Linked DNA regions of Homo sapiens: region 1 is linked to region 2. A link is a contact called in ENCODE Hi-C or POLR2A ChIA-PET data. All regions are on one chromosome and are shown on one strand. Each heading gives the region's core, a stretch centred on a gene start or an enhancer-like site at or near the end of the contact. The rest is flanking DNA. Distances are from core to core; before and after follow the strand shown. Region 1 holds the start of STPG4 (sperm-tail PG-rich repeat containing 4). Region 2 has its middle 11 kb from the start of SOCS5.

Evidence for each region. A loop is a pair of places that touch in the nucleus more often than their neighbours do. ChIA-PET counts read pairs that join two places held with the same protein, here RNA polymerase II (POLR2A).
Region 1: a loop to region 2 is called in a map with no recorded cell type, with 2.6 times the contacts of the local background. The contact joins the promoter of STPG4 here to the enhancer-like site in region 2. A Hi-C loop is called at or near these places in 1 of 37 single-sample maps with no recorded cell type. POLR2A ChIA-PET finds 5 or more read pairs at or near these places in 2 of 52 experiments (A549 and PC-9).

The regions. Positions count from the first base shown.
Region 1 is chr2:47,150,654-47,157,778 of GRCh38, forward strand. STPG4 (sperm-tail PG-rich repeat containing 4) reads right to left here and starts at 4,655. Exons shown (of 7, transcript NM_001163561.2): 1 at 4,518-4,655; 2 at 2,304-2,363; 3 at 605-862. The coding sequence starts at 4,598. RefSeq lists an enhancer at 5,173-5,332.
Region 2 is chr2:46,684,920-46,692,255 of GRCh38, forward strand. No RefSeq gene overlaps it. Among named protein-coding and RNA genes, the nearest start is that of SOCS5, 11 kb to the right of the region's middle. Within about 2 kb of position 5,257, at least 3 of the 41 ENCODE cell types and tissues checked have a DNase peak (open chromatin) inside an H3K27ac peak, as active enhancers do.

The DNA.
Region 1 (7,125 bases), core at 3,405-5,904, 470 kb after region 2:
TTTTTTTTTTTTAAAGAGTTGAGGGCTTGTTATATTGCCCGGGCTGATCTACAACACCTGGCCTCAAGTGATCCTCCCACCTCAGCTTCCAGAGTAGTTGGGACCACAGGCATGCACTACTACACCCGGCTATTTTTCTTTATTTTTTGTAGAGATGGGTCATTTCTATAAGAAAAGTTTTTAAAAGCTTCCCTGTGGTATGTAGTTATATTTATGCTCTAATAAGGATACTCCCCGAGAGGCAGGGTTTTCTCTTTAAAAGAAGAGGGTTCACCACATATACTGCTTGAAGAGATAAGAGCATAGCCCAATGACAGATAAGATCCCAGGTGCTCTCCAGGCTAGGGGAATCCCACCAAGAGTTGCCCAAGAGGAAAACATTTCTCCCCATGTACTCCCCTTAGGTTAAGAAGATGTTATAGGGAAAAATCTTACTGGAAACATTTGCAAATCAGGCAGTCCTTGTTTGATTTCTACGGGAAATAAGACATCTTAAAGGTTTTCCATTTCTCCTGGGGGAAGATATACTCTACGTATAAAAATACTTTCCTCAGGGGCTCTTAGTAGCTTTCCCACACAAAGCAATCTGCCAGTAGCGCTTTACCTGATCTTTGTCAACTAGTGTGCTGGGGCTTGGCCGTGGTTTGTCTTTGAATGAGTAAGTAGCCACTTGCTTCTTTAACAGGTCCAGGAAGTCAGGAGGCATATACTGCGGAAGATCATTTAGGACTGGATTGTTTCTTTGCACAAGAGGTGGCTTTTTCCTTCCTTCGTTTTTAAAATTGTAGGTTGCTATCACTGGATTTAATAGGGATTCTTCAATAAAAGTTTTCAAGTGGTAAGTGCCAGGTATAGGAGTATCCTGTGGAAAATTGACATCAGTTTTAAGATTGTGTAAACATGTAACTTCTCCTAAAACACCATTCTTGGATGGGAAGCTCCCAAGTAACATCTCTCTTTGTTTTCAAGTTTAATGAAATTATATCAAATACAGTAAACACTCTTGACAGAAGAGTATTTCAAAATCATGATTATTTCCTTTCTGAAATAATTGCTGAATTAAAGCAAACGGGTTAGAGTTGAAATTTAACTTTTTTTTTTTTTTGAGACAGAGTCCCACTCTGTCACCCAGGCTGGAGTGCAGTGGCACAATCTAGGCTCACTGCAAGCTCCGCCTCCCAGGTTCATGCCATTCTCCTGCCTCAGCCTCCCAAGTAGCTGGGACTACAGGCATCAGCCACTACGCCCGGCTAGTTTTTTGTTTTGTTTTTTTTTTTTTTTTTGTATTTTTAGTAGAGACAGGGTTTCACTGTGTTAGCCAGGATGGTCTAGATCTCCTGACCTTGTGATCCGCCCGCCTTGGCATCCCAAAGTGCTGGGATTACAGGCGTGAGCCACCAGGCCCGGCCGAAATTTAAGTTTTTAAAAGGCAACTTCGGTGATTCAACTTTGGGATTCAAGCTTGACTATGAATTTCAGACCTCTAGTGAGACCACTCAGGATAGTCTCTTGGCTAACTAGAAGCTATCCTACATCTGCTTAGCCAATGTAGGATGTTTCTCTCTAGCCCTCAAGTGGGAAGCTGAAGGATAATGACATGACACCAGGATAAACTGGCAGAGCATATGGCCTAGTTAGTCCAATAAGAGGTTTGGTACTTTCAAATTACAACCAGTGTGGCTGAATGGCCAGAATTGAACGTTTAGTCACTGCTGCTTTTGTGGCCATCTTTCCACTGAGCACTCAGCTCAGTTCTGCCTTTAAAATTACTGCAATTCCAAGAAGGCTTTGACCCATGAAGTCCCTCTATTATTGAAGGGCATTGACAGAAAATATGTCTGTAATATAGAAACTCTCTGGTGAGGGGGATCTTCTGGTCATTTTTCTTCCATATATTACCATTTTGCTTTCATATATTGACCATATTAAGAACCATTTGCAGAAGGTCTTTACCATATAAGATAAAAACTGAAACCAAAACACCTTTCCAGAATGTATGCTTTTTTTGTTTTGCAATCTCACCCAGATCATAAGAGCATAGGTTAGCCTTATCTAGATATTCTGTAAAGCACCTAGATTTCTAGAATTGTTTAACTTTCCCAAGCTTCTATTGCATTCAAAATTAAAAGTTAGTTTCTTATTCATATGCTGACACTAAAATTTTAAGTATGACATGAGGTCCATGCAGATCTGAACAATCACTGTTTTCTTACAATTTAGTGTTAGTCTTAAAAGCTATAATTGATTAAAATATTAATGGAATAGGAATAATGTGAATAGGAAAGACTGAACAATGTACATACTGTTAATGCTATTCTCCACCATCCTTCTCTTTCAAAAGAGGAAGTCTTTTGGGCTGGTTTCTGTTAACAAACACAAAGTATGCTTATTCATTTGAGAGGTGATCCCTTGAAATTAAATATAATTTATAAAACATTTGCTTGAAGAAATTCACACCCATACCCAACTGATATGTCTTCATTAAAATAAAAGCTACATAATAATAAATTTGCCCATATTTCCTTAAATTGTTATTTTATGGTCTTAAGTCCTTTCAAATAACTAAATTCCCTTTGATAAAATTAGAGTAATAAACACCCCCATCTCACAGAGATGTTGTAAGTATCTTAAATGTGACAAAATGTGGTGTCCTTAGGAAGAAAAGAGTTAGGCTTGAAGCCAGACCGACTTAGGCTGGAACTCAGCTCTGCCACTTACCAGCTAGGTGCACTGGGTGAGTTACCCAACCCTCGTGCTTCCTCACAGTAGTATAAAAATAAGGCACTACCAGAGTTGGCATGAGAATAAAGCATTGTATGCCAGATGTGGTGGCTCACGCCTGTAATCTCAGCACTTTGGGAGGCCAAGTTGGGTGGATCTCTTGAGGCCAGGAGTTTAAGACCAGCCTGGCCAACATGTTGAAACCCTATCTGTACTAAAAATACAAAAACATTAGCTGGGCATGGTGGCACATGCCTGTAATCCCTCCTCAGAAGGCTGTAATCCCTACTCATGAGGCTGAGGCACGAGAATCACTTGAACTCCGTAGGCAGAGGTTGCAGTGGGCCGAGATCACATCACTGCAACTCCAGCCTGGGCGACAAAGCAAGAAGCCACCTCAGGGGGAAAAAAAAGACTAAGGCATTGTACTTATAAAGACTTGCATATACAATCAGTGCTTAATAAATGGTAGCTTTAATTTTTAACATCCCATTTGCCAAGTTAAGAAGCTGATTATTTTGGTATTCCTCAGTTTCCAAGGAAGCTTTTGTCTTCATATTTAGTACTCTATACCCATTCATCCATTATTATTTCATATTTATTTCAGCCCATTGTCCACAGAACACAACCGTTTAGTATATTGCTGTTTGTCCTAGATAAAATCATTAAAATGTTGAGTTCTCCTTTCATTTATAATGCCTTTATTACTATAAAATATAGGTCATCAAGCAGGACTGCATTAAAAGTAATAATCAGTAAAACTGATATAATTCATTCTTCCTGTCTAGTAACTTAAATCTACTGTACTTATGAGTACCACTGGGCTTTATTTTATTATGAAATATGTTAATTTCTTTAAAAAACATTTTCTCATGACACTGCTAAAGCTGAGCTTCTTCTTTGATACTTCTTCGCGAGATTTATGTTGAATCTTCTCTGTTGCACTTTTATAGTCACAGAAATACAACTTTCTCAGGCAGGTCAAGACAGGCCTCCCACCCCTACCCCAGAATAAGGAAAATGAGATGGGAAGGAGAGAGAAGTAAACGCGATCAATCTAATGGAAGACAATTGGCAGCTGCTGTTTTGTTTTGCCCAAGACAGGTGATCTAAATTCCATCTATCTACCACTTTAAATTCACTCTAAGGGGAAAGATAAAAGATTAGGTTAAACAACCCTCACCCACATTTATTTTAAAATGTAACAAAGGCCAGCCATGGCGGTGCATGCCTGTAATCCCAGCTACGCGGGAGGCTGAGGCAGGAGAATCCCTTGAACCCGGGAGGCGGAGGTTGCAGTGAGCCGAGATCACACCGCTGCACTCCTGCCTGGGTGACAGAGCGAGACTCTAAAAGAAAAACGTAGCAAAAGTAGCTTCAAATATTTTTATAAATATTAAAGTAGGAGGCGGAGCAAAACGTGTCTAGTAAAACTACAGAAGGAAAAACCCAGTCTTCCGGCAGATGGAGCGGAAAGGGAAAGAAATCCAATCACCATATTAAAGCAGTTGTCCAGTTTAATTAGTAGTGGGAAGAAGGGAAAAATACAGAAAACAAAGGGCGAAGGAGAAGGAAAAGGGAAGAAGCAAGGGGAAAAGAAATAAAACAAAGGAAATGTCCAATAAAGACCAGGAAGGAAGGTCCGCAGGTGGAGACGTGCGTGAGGGCAGGGAGAGAAGGGTAGGAAGAGGGAACGAGAGCGGCACGAAGGCCTGGGATTAGAGAGCGGTGGGAAAAGGGTAGTGGGCCTGGTGAGGGGAGCAGGAGCCAGGCCGGCAAGGGGCAGGCCATCTTACCGAAGCTGTGATGAATGATTCTCCACCCACCAGGTCTTCCCTTATTGAGGTGGAAGCGGTGGCGACGGCTGGCTGGTCCATGGTGGCCTCCTCTCTCTCTAGGCTGAACCTGAGCTCCGGTTGCTAGGAGGCGGGTGTGGCCCGTGGGCTCCCGAGCGCGCGCGCCTGGGACCGCTCCGGGGGACCCGCCAGGTTTGTCTTTAGTGCTGCAGGGAAGGGAAGCGGGCACGCACTTTGAGGTCCCGCGCGAAGAACTGCGCAGAGGAAAACCCTCGAAAAGAGACGGTTATGAAAGCTTGTGAGAAGAAAATCTAGAGGGCTCTGGAGTTGCTAGAGAGCCCTCGGGTAAGGATCTGCGAAAAGGGAGGCTTGTTAAGGGCTTGAGCGTACCCACAATCTCCATTAGTTCCCTTCCAATCCACCACCAATCGCACACCCCAGACAGGGAGGCAGTGTGCTTGGTAGGCATACTTAAGAGAAATCTGCCTTAGCACCCACTTTCTAAGATTGTTTCTAAGCTCCTCCAAATAGAAACTCTGGGGCTGACTTCTCTTGCTTCTGACTTGCAGAGTGGAGTGAGCACCAGACACAGCCGGTTTCACTAGCTGTGAAACCACAGACCACCCCATTCTTCTCAGTATAGACCCTTTTTATTGTCAGCCTCTCTAGGCTGTAGCTTCTTCTTAACCTAGGAACATTCTCACCTTTAAAAACAAACCCTCCACAACCTTAATTTCATTTTATACAGTACCTACTGTATTCCAGGGACTTCACACACATTAGTCTCATTTAATCTTCATACCAACCCTACAAAGTAGGTATTAGTTTCATTTTCTGGATGAGGAAACAAAGGTTTCCTTGGACGTTTAGCACAGTTCACTCAGCATCACACACAAATGGCAGAACCAGAATTAAAATCCAGACCTGACTCTAGAGCTCCACTGCCCTATACCATGAAGTTTCTGCTTCCCTTTACAAACTTTCAAGAGTAATATGGACTCTTTTCTCACTTCCCATACTTTCCTTAAAACATCTTAATCTGGCCTGCACACAGCTTTTAATTAAAATTGCACCTGAACTCACCAGGGATCCAAGTGCCAAATCCAGTGGGGATTTTCAGCTCTTATGAAACTTGGCCTTCAATTTTCATTGCTGCATTGATTATTCCCTCATTCTTGAATCACTCTCCTCCCTTGACTACCAGGACTTGGACGCTGGTTGCATATAATGACTTATTCTGTGCTTATTTCCTTGTCTATAGAGAAGGGGATAATAAAATTGGTACCTATCCACATAGGTTATAAAAAAGATTAACTCGAACTGTTCACAACCATGTCTGGCACAGTGCAGTCAGTAAATGTGAGCTGTCATTACCTTTAGGACAAAAGCAACATTTACAATCCAGTCTCTCGCTTCTCTCTTTTTTTTTGAAACGAAGTCTCACTCTGTTGCCCAGGCTGGAGTGCAGTGGCGCGATCTCACTACAACCTCGGCCGCCCGCCACCATGCCAGCTAATTTTTGTATTTTTAGTAGAGACGGGGTTTCACCATATTTGTCAGGCTGGTCTCGAACTCCTGACCTCATGATCCACCCACCTCGGTCCCCCAAAGTGTTGGGATTACAGGTTGAGCCACCACACCCGGCCACTTCTCTTATTAGGATGGCATGCTCTGCTGTATCATGCTTGCAAAAACCCCAAACATGCCATCTTCACATTTCTATTTGTCTCCACATATGCTAGCTCTTCTGCATGAAATGCTATTCTTTTCTTTGACCACCTGGAAAATCTCAAGGGTCAGCTCCTCTGAGTAGACCTCTAAGCCTAATCCACTAAGTCCCAAAGGACCCTGTGCCTATCATTGTTGGAAGATTCATTTTATGACAAATCGTTTCTCCTCTAATTTTAAACACCCAAAACACGGTTTTTAATTGACCCCTTTGAACACAAGGACTAAAATATTTGTTGAATAAACCACTGACTAGTTTTCCCCTCTAAGTAAATCCAAGACTAGATTACAGCAGTGCTTTTCAAAAATTGATATGCATACAAAATATCTGATGATCTTGTTAAAAAAACAGATTGATTCCAATTCTGGGGCAGGACCTAAGATTCTGCATTTCCAACAAGCTCCTGGGTGATTCTGTAGGTGACTTTTTGAGGAGCAAGAGACTAGAGGACTTCATCTAGTTTCTTAAAATACTGGGATTCTAAATTCATTTAACATAGCCTTGAAAAAAAAAACAGGCACTAGGTTTAAAATGAACAACTGAAATTAGAAAGTGAAGAGGCAATACCAAAGTTCTCACAAATGTTAAGAGATTAATCAAGTCCATTCCCTGTGCCTCATTTCATTTTCTTATTTTGGCTGAGCCTGTAAAACTGGCTCAGCAGACTAGGGACTGGTACCCTCGAGACTAAAAGAATATGAAAGGTACAGAGAAGTCCAGAAACCCATACAAGGTGTGACATTAGAGATGGGAACATCTAGATGAGAAAATAGTTTAAGTATCTCAAAAATAGAAACAGCATGGGTCAATGATTTCAAGGACTATCCACAAAGCAGATTAAGCACGTAGGATAAACATAGTGTTCCTTTAAGAAAACAT
Region 2 (7,336 bases), core at 4,007-6,506:
GTACAACTTCACAAGGAGAAAAAGGATTTGAGTGAAAACTTTTGGAGGTAAAATAGAAAATCACAAGTGTAACTATAGATGAACTCCTATAGAAATCATCTGCTAACTTAATTGAGCAAGTGAAATCCATTAAACTTTCAAAAATCAAACATGCATGATTGAGTTCTTTTTATTTACCTGCAGAGTTGTTTGTGGAATCTATTATTTTCAAAGCATGCTATCATAACATGGGTTGTCAATAACTTGATTCTAGTAATATGGTAGAAAGGGCATTGAATTAGGAATCAGATAACCTGGATTTTATTTTCACCCTGCTATTTACCAGGTTTGTGACTATGGTCATGTCTCTTCAATACTTTGGATCTCTGCCTTCTCATCTCTTCAACAGGAATAATAAATACCCTACACCTCCTTGCCTCTTAATGTTGTTGTGAGGATCAAATAAGGTCCTAGTTGTTAAATAACTTTGAAACTATAAAGTGCTATACAATATAACACATTCTGCTCATTATTACCTCAGAATTCCTCTCAGATTACATTGCCTCAAATGCATTATTTAGGAAAAGTACAAACTTGAATGCCATATGGAGTCCTTGTTGACACTGCAGATGTTGGTTAATTTTAGATTCTAAAAGAACAAAAGAACAGAAGCACTACCAAGCAAATTAGCCTCTCTTTAGCTTTTTCTTCGAAATCTCATATTATACGAATACCAAACTAAAAATGGCAGGCTAAATATTATAGACAATTACATCATTTGAAGCATTGAAATTCTGTATATCCAAGCCCTTTTGCAGAACATGAGTTTATTCCCTCCAAAGCAGATTGCCAATGAATTTAATGCTATAAGATTAATTATGGTTACTCTTTTGAGGGCCAAGTAAAAGAATTTTAATCTTAAACTTTAACTGTAAATAATACAAAACCAAGGAACACTCAAGAATCTCAGAACCACAAAAAGACATGCAATCCACTTTGGTAGCCATAGTCTCTCTTGAGCTAATGGAAAAGTGAACTAAGCTTAGCTAACCTTGGGCCTCTCTGAAAATTTGGTCATATTTACAAGAGGGCATTTCTTTGCAGAAGAACAGGTGTGACAGACGTCCACATATTCATGACAACTGTTTTGATGGCTCCATCAGTTTGGGAAGACCTGTCCTGCTAACATGTACCATCTGTAAGACATCTTTTTGCATCTTGTCAAATCCAACTTCTGCTTACACATGCATAAGCAAGAGGTGTTTTTGTAAAATATATAGATGGCATCTGTCATTCTATCTTTTGTTTGCATACCACCCACTCACAAAATATATGCTAGAAAAAGCTGAGCATTTTGTAAGTGTCTTGAAATTTTAAAAAAATTATGGAAGCAATGGAACAAATGATCCTTCATATCAAAGCATATTCAATAGATTACCTGAAGTAGTTTAAAGTGGTCTATTTGATATTCTGAGCCTATGTTTTTAATGACATTTCCCAGAGAATAATTCTGTCCCAAGACTGCACACTAGGTCTTAAGGCCTTAAGATACTGATGAAATATCACTCTAACTAGAAATAATTTTCAAATACAGGCTATCAATGTTTCACCTATAAAAATCTTGTTCCTCTAAAAGAGGCAAAAATGACAAAAGATGTTTTAATTTATATTTTAGTAACTTAGTGGCCGCTATAGGATGTATTTCAAAGTATGCTCTCATGTGGATTAGAAATATTAAAAGTAAATCCAAAGGGCAGGCTTTATGACACTGCTTATTTTGGATGCAGTCTAGACTCACTTTTTGAAGTGTTAACTATGTTATCAATGTCCCTCTACCCTGCTCATATGCGTTCAGTACTAAAGACCTGGTAAGACAGGTGCTACCTGATTCCATGTTTCCTAGTTCTCTCAAATTGGAATAACATTTTAACCCTCCAAATATTTGTCCCACGTGAAGAATTTTGTATCCGTCCAGATGATTACAGGCCTGAACCAGAAACTGATTCAAACAACTTCATTCACTGCTGAATGTGAACTGCAACTGACCCCTAAAGTAAATTGGCTTAATTCCCTCAGGTTACCATCTGTTCCCTTCCTTCTTTAACTTCACCAGTGGGCTGAGTTTAATCATAGACCTGGAGGAGTCCTCGGAGGAAGGGGAAGGAATTCTGGCCTGGGTTGGTGTTCAGTCCTTGGGCAGGGCTGCAATAGTAGCATTATTCCTACCATGAAAAGCAGACTCTGGGAATTACCTAGAGAAATCATTTGTCAAACCATGGGAACACCATGAGTTTAATTTGCCTAATTTTGCTTGAAGATATTACATCAACTAAAAATCCTCTGCCAGAGATTTAAAAACGTAATCCAAACTAACTTAATGGAAAAGGTGAATTTGGCTGGGCACAGTGGCTCGTGCCTGTTATCCTAGCACTTTGGGAGGCCAAGAAGGGGGGAATCACTTGAGCTCAGGAGCTCGAGACCAGCCTGGGCCACATAGCAAGATGCCCATCTCAAAATAAATAAATAAATAAAAATAAATAAAAACTTAAAAAGGAAGAAAAGTTCAAAAAGGTTAATTTATTGGTTCTTGTAACTGAACAATTTAGGGCATCTGATTGAGGTGAAGCTTGATCTAGGGCTCCAACAGTGACCCAGGACCTGATTTCTCTCTCTCCATTCTCAATTCAGCATCTTCAATATTGGTTCCATCTTTGGGCAAGTTCACCTTTTGTATGCCCAATATGGATGCAAGCTACTCCAGGGACTACTTGCACCTAGGCTCAGACCCAAGTTGACTTTTTCTTGTGAGTCCAGAATGGATTATTGTGACTGGGGGAATAGGACATACTAGATGGTATAGGCCAAAGTCACATGCTTCACCCCTAAGGCAGGCAGGGAAGGATTAGATGTGGGGACATCACTCCCCTTGTCAATCCCATGGACCGTGAGTAAGGGAGGACCATAGTTCCCTGAAGACCATGAGAGTGTGGTCAGTAGAACTGATATTCTCAACAGACATTGGGACTATGTGCACAAATAATTTCAGAAAATACTATTTTTCACATAAGGGGGAATTCTGGATAGATAAAGTCCAAGTCTTACCAGCTGAGGAAGAAAAAAAGGTAATAGGTAAAGGATAGACTGTACCATTTAAAAAATGGAAGATAGTTTCAACTAGAATTGGACTAGATACTCTTCAGAGAGTTTGGACCGTTCTATAATTTGTAGATTTTGTGATTTCTGACGTGCACTGGAGCTAAGAAAAACTTTCTGGATGGTTATTTGCTGTATCTTGTTAACCTCATTTTCTATTTTTAAATACTTTCTCTTATGCTATAATTAAACAAGAAAAACACAAAACAAAAAAACCTCCATACACATGAAACAGAACCAAAGAGAAATTCTATGTGGAAAGATAATTTTATTTTCTAATAATGATAGTGGCCAGGCGTGTTGGCTCACGCCTGTAATCCCAGCACTTTGGGAGGCCAAGGTGAGTGGATCACTTGAGCCCAGGAGTTCAAGACTAGCCTGCACAACATGGTGAAACCCTGTCTCTACCAAAAATACAAAAATTTAGCCGGGTGTGGAGGCACGTGCCTATAGTCCCAGCTATTGGGAGGCTGAGGAGGGAGGGAACCTCGTGAGTTCAGGAGGTTGAGGCTGCAGTAAGCCATGATTGCACCACTGCACTCCAGCCTTGGTGACAGGGTGAGACTCTGTGTCAAAAAAATAGAAAATAAAAAATAAAATAAAAATGATAGTGATGTGGCTGGGCTAGCTTCTTAAGATGTATATATTTTTTAAATGGCAGCTCACACTACCACATCACTCATGCACATTTCTACATCTGTATATATTCTCGCAAAGAACTCATGTAAGTTTAGGATCCTTCTATCCTCATCTTGTATATCTGTAATCTGATAAATAAGAAAAGGTCTTTTGGGAGTAGAGGGGGGAACTAATGTAAAGATAGAATACCTGCTCTACATGGCCCAGTTATAAAGCACATTTACAAAAGTCTACCCACTTCACCAAGCCCTAAAATCTATTTTCCAAAAGCAACTATGGGAAAATGAAAAATTACTAAGGGAAATGAGAAGGAATGCTAATGAAAAATGGTCAAAGGGTATTTGGCCCTGGGGCTAGGGTAGCACTAGAGCTGTTTCAGGTGGGGAATACCTTACAAGTTTTCAATTCCAAACCCATCAATCCTATTTGAGACTTCATTCCAGAGATGCTTCTATATGTTGAATTAAGAAAATGCAAGTTTTCTAGAGGATGCAATTCATTAGCTGGGGCGTAATCAAATTGAATTTTATTCTCTCTGAGTTTTTTTTTTCTTCCCTTTTAAAGCATCATTCCAACTATTACTGGTTGCAGGAGAGGCAGATTAAATATTTTTAAATGTTCCTTATTAGAAAAAATATGGCTGGGTGCGGTGGCTCATGCCTGTACTCCCAGCACTTTGGGAGGCCAAGGCTGGTGGATCACTTGAGGCCAGGAGCTTGAGACCAGCTTGGCCAACATGGCAAAACCCTGTCTCTACTAAAAATTCAAAAATTAGCTGGGCATGGTGGTGGGCGCCTGTAATCGCAGCTACTCAGGAGGCTGAGGCATGAGAATCACTTTAACCTGGGAGACAGAGGTTGCAGTGAGCTGAGATGGTGCCACTGCACTCCAGCCTGGATGACAGAGCAAGACTCTTGTCTCAGAAACAAAACAAAACAAAATCAAAACAAAACCCATAAAGAATGTACAGGGTACTCTTTTTTTTTTTGACGGAGTCTCACTCTGTCACCCAGGCTGGAGTGCAGTGGCACGATCTCGGCTCATTGCAACCTCTGCCTCCTGGGTTCAAGCAATTCTTCTGCCTCACCCTCCTGAGTAGCTGGGATTACAGGCACACGCCACCACGCCTGGATAATTTTTGTATTTTTAGTAGAGACGGGGTTTCACCACATTGGCCAGACTGGTCTCGTACTCCTGACCTCGTGATCCGCCTACCTCAGCCTCCCAAAGTGCTGGGATTACAGGCGTGAACCACCGCGCTGGCCTGTACAGGGTACTCTTAATGAAATGAGAAAGTTAATTCTTGGAAAACTGAGGTTCTAATTTGGAGTCCCAACATCTTAGAACATTCCTTTGGAAGATGTTATCAGTTTATTACAGTTTGGGAGACCTCTGGGGATTTATCATAAGGATATATTTGCAGAGATGTGCCAGGTTATTCACTACAGAATTGTTTGTAAGAAATAGCAACGACTGGAAACAACCCAAGTGTTCGTCAAGAGGGGAACGATTAAATAAACTATGGCACATCATGCAGTGTAACGCCATGCAGATGTTGAAAGAATGAGGAAGCTCTCTTAGTATTGATATAAAAGATCCCCAAGGAACATTGTTAGAAAAGCAAGATACAGATCAGGGATACAATATGCTACCTCCTCTGTAAGAAGGGGGAAGAGAAGAAATGTAAGAATTGCTTGTACTTGTATGAAGAAACACCGAAAGGATATACAGACAAACCAATATAAATAGATAGCTCTACCTATGAGAGTGTGTTAAGGGGGAGAACAGAGTGAAAGGGCAGGGTAGGAGAGAGACTTTTTTATTTTTCATGGCCAGCTCTTACAAAGAAGGAGAGAGACTTTCCACTCCACCTTTTTACAGTAGTCTCCCCTGATCCCCCTTGGGGATGTGTTTCAAGACCCCCCGTAGATGCCTGAAGCTGCAAATGATACTGAACCCTATATATACTATGTTTTTTCCTATAAATGCATACCTATGATAAACTATAATTTATAAATTAGGCACAGTAAGAGATTTGAACAACTAATAATAAAACAGGACAATTACAATATGCTGTGATACAAGTTATGTGAATGGTCTCTCTTTTTCTCTCAAAATACCTTATTGTACTGCAGATTTGAGCAACCTCAGCCTACTATTTTGTTTTCTTTCTTTGAGAATTTTCACCTTTTTACTTAAAGGAGCATTTTTCAGCTTCTCTTTTGACATATCTGAATTTCCAGCTTCCCTACTCTTGTGCTTTGGGGCCATTTTTGAGTAAAATAAGGGTTCTTTGAAGAGAAACACTGCAATACAGCGATGGTCAATCTGATAAGCGAGATGCTACTAAGTGACTAATGGGTGGGTACAGGGATGATTCACATCCTGCTGGATGGGATAGAGTGGGATGATGGGAAATTTTATCACGCTACTCAGAACGACGTGAAATGTAAAACTTTTGAATTGTTTATTCCTGGAATTTTCCATCGAATGTTTTCAGACCACAGTTGACTAGAGGTAACAAATCACAGAAAGCAAAACCATGGATGGGGTTTTGATTTGTAAAATGTGAATGTATCAGCTGGTTAAATATAAATAAATATTAAAAAGGAAAATGCTTGAAAGAAGTCATTAAAGGAGTCAGAGGGAAACTTCACAGGAGCTGTAGTTGCTTTTAAAACCACAACAGAAAACCTGAATCCACCCTCCACAACGAAAGGCATCTTTTCGGTAGGGGTCAAGTTGGGGGCTGCAACAGAAACCCAGACCATACTGATTCCCATTCTCTGAGTGTCCCATTCGCTGAGCACCTGGCCTGTCTAATATCTTCAGTGCACTTGGCTATCTTTTCACAGCTTTCTTTCCTCTAAGAAATCAGAGATTCTGGAAGATGCTGATGACAATGATTATACTTTATTAATATAATAAAGAGTTAAATTAAAGCTTTACTAAGAATGTGGGTTATTGCATATATTCATAAATGCCAAGATAGTTCCCTAGTTATCTTCCCAAGAGGGTGAGACTCCTGGTTCACGTGTCTGGACTGGGTTCCTTCTCGATGCCCTCATGATCACCTGTGTGTAGCTTAGTTATTGAGCTTAAAACATTCCATGGGAATCACTGGGGTATGAGGCAGTCTTTTCCACTAGACTGAGTTTTTTGAGGGCAAGCAATGTGTCTTATTCATTGAGTTTTGTATTCTCAGAATCTATCACAGTGCCTGCCACAAGACTGGCACTCTACAAACTGGTATTTCATCCACCGAATTGCTTAGGCCAAAGTCCTAAGAGTCATATTGAATGTCTTTCCCTCACTCACCCCATTAAATAAGACTTTTCGGTTCTACCTGCAAAACATACATTAAAACCCACTTCTCTTCACCATTTTCAGTGTTACCACCCTAATCCAGACCACTGACATCTGTAGTCTGAACCAAAACAACTAATCTTCCTTCTGATCCTCACTCCCAAAGACCCCAGGATGCATTCTCCATATGCAGATGAAGCAATCTTTATTGTTGTTTTAGAGACAGGGTCTTGCTCCATCACCCAGGGAGGAGTGCAGT